2 separate regions of the Homo sapiens genome follow, and region 2 is linked to region 1. The links are chromatin contacts, found by Hi-C or POLR2A ChIA-PET in ENCODE. All regions are on one chromosome and are shown on one strand. Each heading gives the region's core, a stretch centred on a gene start or an enhancer-like site at or near the end of the contact. The rest is flanking DNA. Distances are from core to core; before and after follow the strand shown.

What was found. A loop is a pair of places that touch in the nucleus more often than their neighbours do. ChIA-PET counts read pairs that join two places held with the same protein, here RNA polymerase II (POLR2A). Pooled maps may share reads with other maps.
Region 2: a loop to region 1 is called in a map of chondrocyte, with 3 times the contacts of the local background. The contact joins the enhancer-like site here to the promoter of FOXS1 in region 1. A Hi-C loop is called at or near these places in 2 of 168 maps with a recorded cell type or tissue (PC-9 and chondrocyte), 1 of 37 single-sample maps with no recorded cell type and 3 of 50 pooled maps. POLR2A ChIA-PET finds 5 or more read pairs at or near these places in 2 of 52 experiments (Panc1 and T-cell).

Annotation. Positions count from the first base shown.
Region 1 is chr20:31,843,517-31,847,072 of GRCh38, reverse strand. FOXS1 (forkhead box S1) reads left to right here and starts at 1,469. Exons shown (of 1, transcript NM_004118.4): 1 at 1,469-2,770. The coding sequence starts at 1,531. The coding sequence ends at 2,523. It also overlaps a transcript of DUSP15 not described here. RefSeq lists an enhancer at 1,528-2,085.
Region 2 is chr20:32,473,924-32,477,372 of GRCh38, reverse strand. NOL4L (nucleolar protein 4 like) reads left to right here. Exons shown (of 11, transcript NM_001256798.2): 5 at 2,631-2,772. Among named protein-coding and RNA genes, the nearest start is that of NOL4L-AS1, 85 kb to the left of the region's middle. RefSeq lists enhancers at 1-517, 2,062-2,833 and a silencer at 1,689-1,878. Within about 2 kb of position 1,877, at least 33 of the 41 ENCODE cell types and tissues checked have a DNase peak (open chromatin) inside an H3K27ac peak, as active enhancers do; they include PC-9, where a contact is called at or near this core.

The DNA.
Region 1 (3,556 bases), core at 220-2,719:
GGGAGAGCAGAGAGGATGCCGTCCCCTCCTCCAGAAGGCCTGACTGTTCTGGGCCTGACTCTCTGGACCTCCCGACCCCAGGCTGCAGCTGGGGTAGCCTCAGTTCAGAGTGACAATCCGCAGCCATGTTCATATCCCTACTCCATACTAGGCTCTTGATGAGGGTGCTGCATTCTGTGTAAGGGGAACCTGTTGCCTCCCCACCATGGCCTGGACAGCTGAGGAGTCACCAGCTCCATGTTAGAGATGGGGAAACTGAGGCTCAGCCAAGGTCTTGAGGTGCCTCTTGGGAGGGAGAATGTCTCTCCCCAGATAGCTGTCCTTCCCACACCAGTCACTAGGGGGCGACAGGGATGCAGCAGAACTGAATTTCATGGGCTCTCCTTACCATCCTAGGTGCCCCTCCCTGCAGACACCCCAGAGCTAGGAGGATGGGGTAGGAGTGGTGTGGCCCCAAGGCCTCTGCACCGCAGGAGAAGGCAGTAGACCACAGGCCTGGGAGAAGAGGGAAAAGCAGGAGTAGAGGTAGGGATTAGAGAAGCCCCTGGGGCTTCTCTCACTCTAGGGGGACTGGGCTCAGGCCCTGCCTCTCTCTCCTCTCTCTCTCTCTCTCTCTCTCTCTCTCTCTCTATTCATTCCTTTCACTCCTTGTGTTTGCACCTGTGTCTCTCAGTATCTCCTTTCTCTCTGGCTTTGTGGATTTCCTTGTTTCTGCCTGCTCAGTGATTCTCACTTTCTCCGTATACTACGTGTGTGTGTGTGTGTGTGTGTGTGTGTGTCTGTGTCTGTGTCTCTGTGTTTCTGTGTGTGTATGTCTCTGTGTGTCTGTGTATGTGCTTGTGTGTGTGTCTGTGTGTATGCCTATGTGTCTGTGTGTGTCTGTCTCTGTGTATATGTGTGTGTGTGCTTATGTCTGTGTGTGTGTGTCTGTGTGTGTGTCTGTGTCTGTGTGTCTCTGTGTGTCTGTACGTGTATGTCTGTGTGTCTCTGTGTGTCTGTACGTGTATGTCTGTGTGTCTCTCTGTGAGTGTCTGAGAGGCTCTGGGTGTCTCTGTCCGTTGTGTCTGCCTCTGTCTTATCTTTGTCTCTCCCTCTTTCTCCCTCTTGTGATGTCTCTACCTCTCTCTGTCTCTATCTCTTTTTTCCCTGTCTCTGTTTCATATGTTTCTGCCTCTGTCTCATTTTGTTTTTGTCTCTGTCCCGCTCAGTTTCACATCCTGTCCCTCCCCAGCCACCACCACCCAGCACACGTGGGCTGAGGGTCTCAGTCCCTTCCTTCCCAACTCCTCATCCCTGGCAGCTGCTCGGCTTCCCACTACTGGCCTCTCCTGCCCGCCTCTTTTGGGCCTTGTGGGAGTGGGGCGAGGGAGGAGGGGAGGATGGCTCAGCAGACCCACCCCTTTTTGCCTTTCCAGGCTGGGAGGCTGGGCCAGTGGACCTTTTAACCAGCCTGGGCAGGCTATTCCGGACGCCAGCCCTGGAAGCTGAGCCTGACCCAGCAGGTCCCAGCAGCCTGGCAGCCCGGCCAGCATGCAGCAGCAGCCTCTGCCCGGGCCTGGCGCCCCCACAACTGAGCCAACCAAGCCTCCCTACAGCTACATCGCCCTTATTGCTATGGCCATCCAGAGCTCACCGGGGCAGCGGGCCACCCTCAGTGGCATCTACCGCTACATCATGGGCCGATTCGCCTTCTACCGCCACAACCGGCCCGGCTGGCAGAACAGCATCCGCCACAACCTGTCACTCAACGAGTGCTTTGTCAAGGTGCCCCGCGATGACCGCAAGCCAGGCAAGGGCAGCTACTGGACGCTGGACCCTGACTGCCACGACATGTTTGAGCACGGCAGCTTCCTACGCCGCCGCCGCCGCTTCACCCGGCAGACAGGTGCTGAGGGCACCCGGGGCCCCGCCAAGGCACGCCGTGGACCCCTCAGGGCGACCAGCCAGGACCCAGGAGTCCCCAACGCCACGACCGGCAGGCAGTGCTCATTCCCACCAGAGCTGCCAGATCCCAAGGGCCTAAGCTTTGGGGGTCTGGTGGGGGCCATGCCAGCCAGTATGTGCCCAGCAACCACTGATGGCAGGCCTCGGCCACCCATGGAGCCCAAAGAGATTTCCACGCCCAAGCCTGCATGCCCAGGGGAGCTCCCCGTGGCCACCTCATCTTCCTCATGCCCAGCGTTTGGCTTTCCTGCCGGCTTCTCAGAGGCTGAGAGTTTTAATAAGGCCCCTACGCCCGTCTTGTCCCCGGAATCAGGCATCGGGAGCAGCTACCAGTGTCGGCTGCAGGCACTGAATTTTTGCATGGGGGCTGACCCAGGCCTTGAGCACCTCTTGGCCTCAGCAGCCCCCTCCCCTGCACCACCCACCCCTCCAGGCTCACTCCGGGCCCCACTGCCCCTGCCAACTGACCACAAGGAACCCTGGGTTGCAGGTGGCTTCCCTGTCCAGGGAGGCTCCGGCTACCCATTGGGGCTGACCCCCTGCCTATACCGGACGCCAGGAATGTTCTTCTTTGAGTAAAGGCAGCCTCACCTCGGGCAGTCCCTGCAGGTCCCTCACCCTCCGGGCTGAGCCTGGCTCTAGGACCTGAAGAACTCTCGAAGGACCCAGCCCTGGTGAGCCAAGGACAACCACACAGAAAGCCAGGATTGAAGCGGTGCTCAGCCAGGCCCCTGGGGCCTCCGGACAAACTTGGGGGTGAGGGGAAGCAGGGCCTCTTGGGATTTACTCTGTGGCTCTCAGGGCCAATAAAGCCATGTGATGATGAGGGTCAGCTTGCCTGATGGCTGGGGGCTGAGGGCCAGGGTGCCTGCTTGTATGTGGGGGTGGCTGTGGCTGTGGGGTTGTGCAGCGGGGGCAGAGACCCTTGGTGGGAATATCTCACATGAGGTTTTCTCCTGCTGGGGACTTTCTCAGGGAGTTTCCTAGAAAGGGAGAGGAAGGGGAGGTAGGGAATGGGGAGCAGGGAGAGGAGGATACAGGCAAGGGAGAGACTGGGCAGGGGCAAGACTGGGCTGGCCTGAGGGACTGATTCTCCAGTCTCAGATGCTGGGACTTAGCCCCCGTAGGTGCAGTCATCATAACCCTGACAATTTGTGACACTGATCCTGTCCCGGGCTTGTATGTATCATCTCACCTGTGTGATTTGGAAAGTTGGCCCCGTTTACAGTGGTGGAAACAGGCTCGCCAGCTCCAACTCCAGAGGGCAAATGGGTGGCAGAGGGTAAATCAAAACCACATCTGTGTGGCTCTACCCTCCAGCCTCTGACCTGCAGCTTGAGTGAGGACATAAGGGTGGAGAAGAGGGTCAGGGCAGAGCTGGTGGTGGCCCCCAGAGGTGGGAGGGCTTTGCTGCAATCCTGGAAGGCCAGGGCTAGAAAGGCACCCTTTACCCATTGTGCAGACAGGGCACCTAGGGTTCAAAAGGCAGCACCTACCCCCTGTTTGGACTTCCCACATTAATGTGGGAGCTTCCCTGAGCCCCCAGCTCCATGAGGTCCTCTGGTGACTCTTTAAGACGGCATTTCTTGGGGCCAGCAGCATGGGCTGTGAC
Region 2 (3,449 bases), core at 628-3,127, 630 kb before region 1:
GTGTCCAGTCCTTGGCGATTGCACAGATCTGGCTCTGCCTCGTGTTAGCTCGTGACCTTGGGCGAGCACCTTAACCTCCTGGAGCCTCAGTTTCCTCATCTGTGGAGCGGGGCTGTCAACTGTACCTACCTGGTGGACCTGTAGTGAGGGTGAAATACCACAAGTCCAGGGGAGCGCTGGGCCCCTGAGAAGCTTTGCCTTCTGTTGTTATGGTTTGAACTTGGCTGAGAGAGGCCAGAGTGTGCGTATTGAGTGGAGTTCAAGAGCCTTTCTCCAACCTAGAGATGGCAGGTACGGCCCTGCCAGGGTTACGTGCACTGTGGGAGGGGAACTTTTCGTGTGGCTCCTCTGTCCCCGTGTGCCCGCCCATGCCTGCCCACAGCAGCCTCCTTGCCTCTCCTCAAACCCAGCAGCTTGTGCCCCACTTGCTGCTGCCTGTGCCTGAAACTTGCGTGGAGCCACACAGACCTCATGGGCTCCCCTCCTCACTTCTCGCAGGCCTCTGCTCCAGCATTTCTGACCCGTGGGGTTTTTCTGGGCTGCCCTGGCAAACAGGTCCCTCTGCCCTCTTGCCCTGCTTCCATGTGCTTTGCAGCCGTCATCAATGTTTTTCTGCTCATTGTCCATCTCCCTCGTGGATCGAGGGGTGCCAGGCAGGCCAGGAGTGTGTCTGGTCCACAGCTGAGTTTCCCAGCACCTAGAGCGGAGCTTGGCCCATAGCAGGTGCTCAGTAAATACCTGTCGAATGGATGGATGGGGAGTTTGGAGTAGGTGGCACTTTCAACTGTTACTAGAATACTCTGTCTTTTAAGTCGTGAGCATTTGAACAATACCCAAGAGTCTTCCTCCTTCAGCTGTGACTTCAGGTCAAACCCAGAGCATGGCACCCCCTGGGCATCCAGGAAGTAGCAAGGGGCCCATGCAAGATGCCCCGTTCCTGGTTCCCGGAGCCCGCATGGCACGACCAGCTGGGAAGATGGGGAGCCGGCTGCACCTTGCAGCCTTGCTCAAGGCTCCAAGGAACCTTCCCCCACCTGCCAGCCTCTCTTCCCCCTCCCCTTCGTCTCCCTCCATCCAGTTAGCACAGGGGAGAGTTTTGTTGTCCCTTTGTACCCTTTGTGCAGAGCCTTTTGAACGTGTGTGTGTGTGTGTGTGTGTGTGTGTGTGTGTGTGTCCCTCCGGGTGTGTGAGCGAGTTTTCACGAAGGAGGGCTGTGGGTGGAGGTGCTTGTGTTTATGGAGCAGGCAGCCTGTGGGAGGGAGGCAGAGTGAGTGCGTGTGCCTGTGTGTGGGGAGAGGACACTAGAGGACACGTGGGCTCTGTCCATCCCCCGAGGCCCTGGGTGTGCCGCGTGGGGACTACAGGCGTCACAGCCCAGCTCCTGTCCTCTGGATTCAGCAGAGGGTCCACACTGCACAGAAGCTATAAATTCCAGGAAACTCCCTACCAGCCCAGCCGGTGGGGGAGGGAGTGGAGGCGAATCCACACTGGTTCCCTAGCACTTGGAGCAGATGTGTCTGCCTCAGGGACAGCAGTCTAAGAAAGTTCCAACCAAAGTGTGTTTGCTCACTATAAAAGAGGTGTCTGTGAGGGGGGCCCCGGAGGGGAGGCTTGGGGGGTGCTCTGTCAGAGGTCCTCACTGGGGGCCCACAGAGGCCATTGTGTCTTGCTGGGGGGAGGCCAGAACTCCGGGTGTGGGAGCTGCTGGGTCATCTTTCTTGGTTTTACAGCCAGCTCCCAGGCACAGTTGCTTGCTGCTCCTGAAAGGCTGGGCCTGGAGGAGGTGGGGGCCCTTCCCCCTGGAGGGCTGGGTTGAAGGGGCCCCGCCCCGGGGGTTCCCGGATGACTGGCCAAGGGCCGGCCCGAAGCCGGCAGCGAGGAGAGAGGAGGCAGGCGTGGTCCTCTCTAGCAGGCCATCCGGCTGTTTGGAACGCCCTGGCGGCCCCCCAGGCCCTTGAGCTGAACCCCCTTTGCGGTCTGGTCCGAACCCTGGCCTGCCCCGCCCCCTTCCTTCTCTGCACTTCTGGGGCTGGCCCTTTCAGCCCTGGAAGCTGCCCAAGAGCGTATCTTTGAAGCACAGCAAAGGTTAGGAAGGAGGAAGACAGAAACGTCCTCTGGGCTGGGGGAGTGGGAGAAAGGAATTCCATGCATGCTTCATGGGAGTCAGGGCGCCAGGCCTGCTGGGGGCACTCAGCTCAGCCTCAGTGCCTGGTGGCGGGCATGTGCTGCTGCCCGCTTCTTGCCGCCGGGTCCTGTGCAGAGTGAGCCCCGGTCCCTGGGCTGAGAGCAGGGAGCGGCAGCCCTTGTTTACAGCGCTTGTTTCAACCTTGGCTCACAAGGGTAAGAGCCAGGCCCTGCCATCCGCCCCTGCAGGATGCGAGACCTCATAATTGTCTTCAATTACAGACAGTGCCGGCCCTTAGCCTTGGCTTCCGACAGGAACCAGAGCCGGGGCCACTTCCACCGGGCAAGGGGGAGCACCACCCAGCCCTCACTTCAAGGTTTGAGGGCTCCTGCCGCCTTCAGGGCACTCCCAAACGCCCACTGGCCCTGGGGTCCACCCACAAGGCTGCCTCAGGCTGATGAGAGCCCGTCCCTGCTGAATGCCCACCTTCTTTGTCCCTGCTCAGGATGAGACTTCTGTGAGCAGCGAGGATTTTGATATGAGCGACTCCACATGGATGTCAGCTGACCCGCACCTGGCCTCCAGCCTGAGCCCCAGCCAGGACGAGAGGATGCGGAGCCCGCAGAACCTCCACAGTCAAGAGGACGGTGAGTGCCCCTTGGTGGCAGTTGAGGAGGGGCTGTGCCCGGCCCCCTGCTCCCAGTTGTCCTCAGGTGAGAGGTGTGGACACACTCCAGGGTGGCGGAATCTGGGCCAAGGCCTTTGGGTGGCTCAGGCCCAAGCTTGCACTGCCCCCAGTGTTCTCAGCATCTCCATGGGCCCCAGTGCCCCAGCTCCTGGCTCCTTCCTCCCAAAGATGAGGGAGAGAGCCCATAGGACTGGCAGCCTGCGGGGCGGGGGGTCTGCCTGGTTGCCGGGATGCCATGGGCTTCTGCAATGTGGGTTTCAGAGTTACCAGGGGCAGGCCTGGGAAGGTTCACAGTGTACCTAACCCAGAGCAGTTCCGCTGCCCAGCAAGGGAAACAAGCTGTGTTTCTGCAGCCACATGTGAGGCTATAGCCCAGGTCACCTGGTGAGTGACCAGGCAGTGCAGCTGCCCACATTCACCCTAGCCCCTTGGGATGCGATGCGGCTGGCTGGGGAGCTGTCCGGATTCTTCCCTAGCCCTGACCGCCTCCGCGCAGGGCCTGCCAGGCAGCCTACTCCAGCCTCCCTTGGAATAGAGGCTTCCTTCTCAGGGGTTGGAGAGTTAGGGTCAGGAATCAGACCCCAAAGATCCACCCCGGCCTCCACGTGGACTCCCCCAAGTGGTTGGGCTCTGGGA